Linked DNA regions of Homo sapiens: region 2 is linked to region 1. Evidence: read pairs that join two places in POLR2A ChIA-PET (ENCODE). Cell type or tissue: Panc1. All regions are shown on one strand. Each heading gives the region's core, and the rest is flanking DNA. Links, peaks and the distances in the headings are about the cores only.

What was found. ChIA-PET counts read pairs that join two places held together with the same protein. Peaks named below come from ENCODE experiments on the same cell type or tissue, not always from the same donor. Only the 100,000 strongest peaks of a DNase experiment are listed, where the experiment ranks them.
Region 2: POLR2A ChIA-PET joins it to region 1 with 6 read pairs; 7 of 35 experiments call an interaction of 5 or more read pairs at or near these places.

The regions. Positions count from the first base shown.
Region 1 is chr1:36,132,924-36,137,311 of GRCh38, forward strand. TRAPPC3 (trafficking protein particle complex subunit 3) reads right to left here. Exons shown (of 5, transcript NM_014408.5): 5 at 3,649-4,388. The coding sequence ends at 4,280. Among named protein-coding and RNA genes, the nearest start is that of COL8A2, 9.9 kb to the left of the region's middle. In Panc1, for the core only: CTCF peaks have their summits at 1,979 (motif pointing left) and 2,194; no DNase peak of the experiment used is centred there.
Region 2 is chr1:36,246,616-36,251,003 of GRCh38, forward strand. The region is part of intron 1 of THRAP3 (thyroid hormone receptor associated protein 3); the gene reads left to right. Among named protein-coding and RNA genes, the nearest start is that of THRAP3, 24 kb to the left of the region's middle. RefSeq lists enhancers at 1,713-2,007, 1,773-2,067. In Panc1, for the core only: no CTCF peak of the experiment used is centred there; a DNase peak (open chromatin) is centred at 1,986; H3K27ac peaks cover 702 bases.

The DNA.
Region 1 (4,388 bases), core at 389-4,388:
CCTGTAATCCCAGCACTTTGGGAGGCTTAGGCAAACAGATCATGAGTTCAGAAGTTCGAGACCTGGCCTGGCCTGGCCAATATGGTGAAACCCCCATCTCTACTAAAAATACAAAAATTAGCCAGGCATGGTGATGCATGCCTGTAGTCCCAACTACTCAGGAGGCTGACACAGAAGAATCGCTTGAACCCGGGAGGCGGAGTGTGCAGTGAGCCGAGATCGTGCCACTGCACTCCAGCCTGGGCAACAGAGCAAGACTCCATCTCAAAAAACAAAACAAAACACAAAAATTAGCTTGGCGTGGTGGCATACGCCTGTAGTTCCACCTACTTAGGAAGCTGAGGCAGGAGAATCGCTTGAACCTGGGAGGCGGAGGTTGCAGTGAGCCGAGATTGCGGCACCACAGCACTTCAGCAGCATGGGTGACAGAGCGAGACTCTGTCTCAAAAAAAAAAAAAAAAAAAGAATTCACACACAGACACAGTCCCTAAGGAACATCAGGAAACAGGCAGACACTGAAACACAAAAACATACATACATAATGTGTAATGTACTGGATAAGAGCTTTGTGTTCAAGTCCTGACTATCTGGGTTCAAGTGCTGAATCCACGGTGTTACTAGCTGTGCTCCTTAGTCTCCTCATCTGCAGATAGTAGTAGGGCTGTGGTGAAGGCTAAATGAGAAATACATGTGAAGTACTGGCATATCACATGACTAGCGCTGGCACATGGCCACTCTGCAATAAAGATTAGCTATTGCTATGACTAACATTCATCCACATTCACTGGCAAATGTCCTCCTGCCCATGCGCACCACCCTCCCACCCCTCCTCTAGCCTAGCTCAGTCATAGATGCCCTCATGGTTGACAGTCCAGGCTCCCAGAGCCAAGAGGAAAGAGCAACTGCTTCTCTGCATCCCCTGGGCTGTACCTGAGCCAGCCCATGTGAGCTCCTCACCAGCTCTGGGTTCCATCAGAGATGGCTTCCTGGAGGAGGCCTGGACCCAAGGTGGGTGAGGGAGCCAGGGCAAAGCAGGAGAGTGCTACTCTGTGTCCTGGCTACCTCCATTGTTCTTTACAACACCCTCTCCCCCAACCTCTGCTGCAGCGGCCTCCCTCCCCCCACTCCCCCTTCCCACAGTAGAAATTTTCCTCTCTCCCCCTGCCAGAGTGTAAATTGCCCCCAGGAATGCAGTGAGTCCCACCGCTCCCCTGGCAGTGGCCGGCGGCTGTCCTGGGGTCAGGCCTGGCCCTACATCAAAGGCTGGGGATCAGTAACAGCAGCTCCTTGCCTGCCACCAGCCTCCCCTCCTCTCTCCTACCCTCCCACCGGCCCTTTGGCTTCCAAAACACAGCACATGGTAGCACTTAAGCTCTGGGAGGGCATTTTTCCTGCACCCCCACCACCTACTAGCCACAATGAACTACTTGTTAGGAGACTATTTTAATTTTACTGAATGCAATTTCTGCTCCTGAGGCTTCTGTTGCCACCCGCTTCTTGGCCTTGGATGCCCAGTACAAATGTAGGGGAGGCCAACCCCCTAGGAGAAGGTGAAACCTGAATATGGAAATTTCACTGGTGTTGGAGGTCTGGGGCAGAAAGGGACAGTGTTACATCAGGGGAATGGGGCTGGTGCTCTGGCCTCCACTCAGGAAGTAAGGGGGGTTGATTAGGGGAGGGCTCAGAGGTAGCTTGTACACAACTCAGGAGGCCAGCATGGGAGTTTGAAGTATGTATGCGGCCAGACATCCTTGGCCAACGCTCTCTTCTAATGTTCTGGCTCCAGCAGGCAGGCGCTTAGCCTGGCAGCTATATGTAAGCTTTGCTTTCAGGTCCTGTAGGGGTGGCTGGAGGAGGGGGAGCACTCTCAGCCTCCGGTCAGCCTCTAAGATTTGCTCCATCAGGTGCATCTTCTAGCAAATTCTGAAAACCAGGGGTCCGGTGGTCACTCTCTGGGACAGTACAGTGGTGATTTGGAGACCCCTGGTGGCCAAAGGCTGAAGACCGAGACCTTTCCTTAGAGCTCCACCCAGCCAGCCCCAGGCCCAAAGGCCACCAGCATCAACCCTCCATCTCCAGAACTCTGCCATGAGTCAGACTACCCAAAAATTCTTGTTAGTCAGCCTCTCCCATATAGCCAGGCTCACCTGCCCCATCTTGTTGGGAGGGAATGGCCTAGCTTAGGGGGCTGTCTCAGCCTCACAGTCATAGTAAGAGAGGAATGTGTAATCTACAACCAATCAATGACATGGGTGGGGACCAGGAAGTTAGTTTCCTGGGGATTGCATGTTCCAAATACTTCTGCAGTCCCCAGCTCTTTCTTTCCCTCAGCCCCAATCGTGGGGCTGTAACTGGGAAAAGTCACTAAGGGAGCTTTGTTTCCACAGTTCCCTAATCCTGTAATGTTGCCCAAGTTTAACATTGGGAAAGGAAATATCCAAAACGTCACGACATACAAACCGCTGCTCAAAAGTAGGCTGTGGTACCCGGAGGAGAGGAAGGGCCGAGGGTCCCCCTGGAGAAGGGAAAGGGCGGTGTAGCTTTTTTTGGCAGGGTTCAGACACTACATAAAGCTTTCCACATCTGGGCCCCAACATTCATTCCCTTATTCATTCATTCAGACTCTGGTGTGACTGGACTGAGACCCACACTAAGTGCTAAGGACACAGTTAACCAAAATTGAATCACTGCCCTGGGACCCCAAATTATAATATGGAGGGGGACATAAAGAGGCTCAGAGGATGTTCCTATATTTGGGGACACGAAACTGACCATCCCTCTTTGGTGGCCTAATCCAGCTAGAGCCGGTAAGTCCTTGCAAACTGCCCTTCTCAGTGGTGTCTCAAAACCCTGGTCCTACCCTTGCACAACCAAAACACATCTCAAGCACAATGCATCTAAAACTGGCTCCCCCCATCTCAGGCCTGCACACATACTTTAGGGAAGGCCTGGGACCCCATTTCCCTCCAACAACCTGAGTGTCTAGACCTCAGGGCCTTAGGCTATCCCCAAGCAGTGCTACCAAATACAGCCTGACACAATCTCTGCTTCCTCCTTTTAAGATCTATCCCAAGCTCTCTAAGCCTGGGAGAGGGAGCTGTGGCCTGTTCCCTTTTTCCCCCATAGTGTTAACCAGGCAGTAAAAGAATCTTCATTAAGAGCATGGGTTTTGCCCTTTGGCCCAGCTTTGAACCCTAACTTTTCCACTTACTCACCATATGACCTGGGCAACTTATGGCCTCCACTCTAAAAATGGAATTCTTGTGAGCTGGCCAATGCATGCAAAGTGTTCAGTAGTGTCTTTCAAGTGGTAAGCACTCAACAAATAGCACCCCAACAACAGGGTTTATATGGCCTTTCTAGCCAGACCTTCCAACTTGGTGGCCAAGTGCCCAGGATAGTTCATTTTAGGTATGTCTGGAATAATGGTCTGCTTCTAGATTTTGCTGCACACACTAGAGCCAAAAGCGACTCTGAAGGGGCTTCAGTTGCTTATACTGGCTCCCAGGTTTCCCAGACACTCTCGTCTGTGGAGAGAAGCCACTGCTAAACCAAGTCAAAGAAAGACAGGGCCCATGAACCTACCTGGTCTCCTCACACCATTGTAACAAAACACCTGGGGATAAGCAGAAAGAAAACAGGACATGATTGGGATTTCACTCAAGAATGTGTCTTTATTGAAGAATTTGTAAGAAAAAAGGATGTACCCTCTGTAAAAAGAGGAGATGTTGCCTCCAACAGCAGGGAGGAATGAGACCTGGGTGGCTTCCCAGAAGTCAGTGTTTCCGGCATGACTGGCTCCTTTCCTGGCAAACACTACAATGTGTCACACTACAGCTAGCAATTCCTCCCCACTCCCTCCCAGCCCTTCCTCCCTCCACCCCACAACCCTATAGCCATTTGAGGCAAATGGCTTTCTAAAGGCCCAGGGATAGATGTGCCAGGCTTGCCTCTTAATGGGGTCAAAGTGAGTTTTGCTTTGGAAAAATTCAAACAGGAATGTAAAATGGTTTGAGCTCTTTCTAGTCCAACCAAAGGTGATTACATCCAGCCCCTCTCAAGGGAATGGGGGCAGAGACTGTCGCTCCTGAATGTGCACACATGGGGTAAATGGACTATATCGCAGTCTGCTCTTTATTTGAATGGAGAATGGAAACAGGTTATAAGAATATATAACATCCATGTTCAAGAGTCACTGAGTTCTGGAGGGCAGAGGGAGCACAGAGGCCTGCTGATTCCAACAGTGCTCCTGATGGCTATCCTCGAGTTGTAGGGATGGTTATTCCTCTCCAGCTGGAAGATTGTCCTCAATCCGCCTGATGAATCTCATCCGGATTTCTGTCACACCGTCTCCTTTCAGGGTGTCCTGGACAAACTTGGCCTCCACA
Region 2 (4,388 bases), core at 121-4,120, 110 kb after region 1:
GCAGATCACGAGGTCAGGAAATCGAGACCATCCTGGCTAACATGGTGAAACCCTGTCTCTACTAAAAATACAAAAAATTAGCCGGGAGTGGTGGCCGGCACTTGTAGTCCCAGCTGCTCGGGAGGCTGAGGCAGGAGAATGGCGTGAACCCAGGAGGCGGAGCTTGCAGTGAGTGGAGATCGTGCCACTGCACTCCAGCCTGGGCGACAGAGTGAGACTCTGTCTCAAATAAATAAATAAATAAATAAATAAAATTACAGGCATAACTGCATATTTATCAAAATTGTATCAACGGTTCTTTTTCTAATTCTCTGAAAAAATTGATAATATACATTGTTCACATTATAACTTTTGCAAAAATATTGAGGGCTTCAGTTTTCTCAAGGGCCTTTCTTAGTCTTTTTTAAAAAATTACTTTTTTGGCCGGGTGCAGTGGCCCACGCCTGTAATCCCAGCACTTTGGGAGGCTGAGGCGGGCGGATCACGAGGTCAGGAGTTCCAGACCAGCCTGGTCAACATGGTGAAACCCTGTTTCTACTAAAGATACAAAAATTAGCTGTGTGTGGTGGTGGGCGCCTGTAATCCCAGCTACTCGAGAGACTGAGGCAGGAGAAGCTCTTGAACCTGGGAGGCACAGGTTGCAGTGAGCTGAGATGGAGTCACTGCACTCCAGCCTGGGCGACAGAGCGAGACTCCGTCTCAAAAAGACAAATTAACTTTTTTTTTTGAGTTGGAGTCTAGCTCTGTCGTCCAGGCTGGAGTGCAGTGGCGTGATCTTGGCTCACTGCAACCTCGGCCTCGTAGGTTCAAGCTATTCTCCCACCTCAGCCTCCTCAGTGACTGGGATTACAGGCGTGTGCCACCATACCCCACTAATTTTTTGTATTTTTAGTAAAGATGGGGTTTTACCATGTTGGCCAAGCTGGTTTTGAACTCCTGACCTCAAGTGATCCACCCGCCTCAGCCTCCCAAAGTGTTGGGATTACAGGTGTGAGCCACCACACCCAGCCTTAAAAATTAACTTTTAATTGTCAAGTATGATATACAAGAAATATGTGTACATTGTGGAATGGTTAAATCTAGCTAATCAACATATGTATTGCCTCATTTTTTTTGTGTGGTGAGAACACTTAAAATCTCTCTTGGCGATCTTTGAATATACAGTACATTATTATTTACTGCACTTACCATGTTGCCCAACTTATTCCTCTTAACTGAAATTTTGTATCTTTTGACCACATCTCCCATCTTCATCTTTTTTTTTTTTTTTTTTTTGGGAGATGGAGTCTTGCTCTGTCACCCCGCCCAGGCTGGAGTGCAGTGGCACGATCTTGGCTCACTGCAACCTCCACCTCCCAGGTTCAAGCGATTTTCCTGCCTCAGCCCCCCGAGTAGCTGGGATTACAGGCACACGCCACCATGCATGGCTAATTGTTGTATTTTTAGTAGAGACAGGGTTTCACCATGTTGGCCAAGCTGGTCTTGAACTCCAGACCTCAGGTGATCCGCCCACTTTGGCCTACCAAAGTGCTGGGATTACAGGCATGAGCCACGGTGCCCAGCCTCCTTCATCTTTTAATATTTAAAAAAATTATTCTTTTCTTTCAGGCCTTCATTTTTGTTCATCTCCTCAGTTGTTAACTGGTCTGACCCTGCCATATCTTTATTTGTTGGTGGCTTTGACTGAGTTTTGAATACTTTTATTGTAGAGATGGGGGTCTTGGTTTGTTGTCCAGGCTAGTCTCGAACTCCTAGCCTCAAGTGATCCTTCTACCTTGGCCTTCCTAAGTGTTGGATTGCAGGCCAGACCCATTGCACCCAGCCTCAGCCTCTTTTTTTTTTTTTTTTTTGTGAGACAGTTTTGCTTTGTCACCTAGTCTGGAGTACAGTGGTGCAATCATGACTCACTGCAGCCTTGACCTCCTGGGCCCAAGCGATTCTCAGCCTCCCGAGTAGCTAGGACTACAGGCATGCTTTATTTTTTTGTAGAGACAGTCTCATTTTATGGCCCAGGCTGGTCTTGAACTCCTGGCTTCCAGCATTTTATATTTCTTTGTATCCTCTGTAGTTGTGCTAGTTTCAGTAAATTCTTATGTATGTGAGGGCTCACTTGATTTATACTTGTGTCTTCACTGTTGCCATGCTTGCTCAGATGTTTATTATCTTGGGGCTCAAACTTACCTATTGAGCAAACATGATGAAATCTACCATGTACCAGGCATTGCGTTAGGTGTTGGAGGAGATACAAGATAAATATAAGGCACAGTCCCTATTCTTTTTCTTTCTTTCTTTTTTTTTTTTGGAGACAGTGTCTTGCTCTGTTTCCCAGGCTGGAGTGCAGTGGCGTGATCCTCAGCTCACTGCAGCCTCTTTCTCCTGGGTTCAAATGATTCTCCTGAGTAGCTGGGACTGTAGGCATGCACCACCACATCTGGCTAGTTTTTGTATTTTTAGTAGAGATGGGGTTTCACCATGTTAGCCAGGCTGGTCTCAAACTCCAGACCACAGGCTGTCCACCTGGGCCTCCCAAAGTGCTGGGATACAGGTGCAAGCCACCGCACCCAGCCAGCACAGTCCCTTTTTTTTTTTTTTTTTTGAGATGGAGTCTCGCTCTCGCCCAGGCTGGAATGCAGTGGCGCAAGCTCCGCTCACTGCAAGCTCTGCCTCCCAGGTTCATGCCATTCTCCTGCCTTGGCCTCCCGAGTAGCTGGGACCACAGGTGCCCGCCACCACACCTTGCTAATTTTTTGTATTTTTAGTAGAGACAGGGTTTCACCGTGTTAGCCAGGATGATCTCCATCTCCTGACCTCGTGATCCACCTGCCTCTGCCTCCCAAAGTGCTGAGATTACAGGCGTGAGCCACTGCCCCCAGCCCCACAGTCCCTATTCTTAAGGGACCTTCATGTTTAGTGGGAGAGACAGTTAATTACAATACAGGATGATAAGGGCAATAGTAGAACCTGGAATGAGATGCTCACTGACTCCTTCTGGAGAATTAGGGGAAGGTTTTACAAGAATTTACATTTGAGCTGTTGCTGGAAGGTTTCGAATAAGCGAAGCAGGTGGTGAGTGTGTGTGTGTGTGTGTGTGTGTGTGTGTGTGTGGTGGAGGTTGAGACAGGAGTGGTGGTTTGGTGAGAGGAGGCTATTCAAGGCAGTGGGACGAGCATGTCTAATGGTGTGGAACAGGAAAGTTCATTCTAAAAATGTAGTTTGATTAAGGGTAGAAGCATAGGAGTCAGTGGTAGAAGGTGGAGCGAGTAGAGCAGGATTGCAGTGTGCTTGTATTGAATTTTATGCAGTAAGCAGGAAGGACCTTTAATTGGAGGAATGACATGATCATATTTGTGACAGGTTATTCTGGCATCAAATTTGGTCTCTTGTTTATAGACGAAAGCAATCTAGAGAAGTTGGTTATCCTGGTGTAACGCCTTGGGTTAAATGGGTTATTAATCAAGTTTGGATGAAAATTTTTACAAAATTCGGCAATTACATAAGGTAGACTCTGGATATATTATCGACATTTCCAACTCTAAAATTAATAATTTTTTACTGACTGAAATTTCCTTCCAAATAGGCCCTTAGTGAATTAGGCATACTTTTTTTTTTTTTTTTTGAGACAAAGATTTGCTCTGTCGCCCAGGCTGGAGGGCAGTGGCGCGATCTCAGCTCACTGCAACCTCCGCCTCCCGGGTTCAAGCAATTCTTCTGCCTCAGCCTCCCAAGTAGCTGGTACTACAGGCGCCCGCCACCACACCCAGCTAACTTTTGTATTTTTAGTAGAGACCAGGTTTCACTATGTTGGCCGGGATGGTCTGGATCTCCTGACCTTGTGATCCGCCCGCCTTGGTCTCCCAAAGTTCTGGGATTACAGGCGGTATATTCTTATAATCAGAGATTTAGCATCCTCTGTGTTCTCTAGTAGAGTACAATTTAGCCACGTAATAGTGAGATTATTTAGGAATGTTTTCTAAGACTGACTTTATAAGACACATTAAAAAAATATACCTTAGAGGCTGGGCACAGTGGCCCACGCCTGTAATCCCAGCACTTTGGGAGGCTGAAGCGGGCGGATCACTTGAGGGCGGGAGTTCGAGACCAGCCTGGCCAACATGGCGAAACCCAATCTGTACTAAAAATACAGAAAATTAGTTGGGCGTGGTGGTGCGCGCCTGTAATCCCATCTATTGGCGCAATCTCAGCTCACTGCAACCTCCACCTCCTGGGCTCAAGCGATTCTTGTGCCTCAGCCTACTGAGTGGCTGGGACTGTAGGCGTGTGCCACCACGCCCAGCTAATTTTTGTATTTTTAGTAGAGATGGGGTTTTACCATGTTGGTCAGGCTGGTCTTGAACTCCTAAGCTCAAGTGATCCGCCCACCTTGGCCT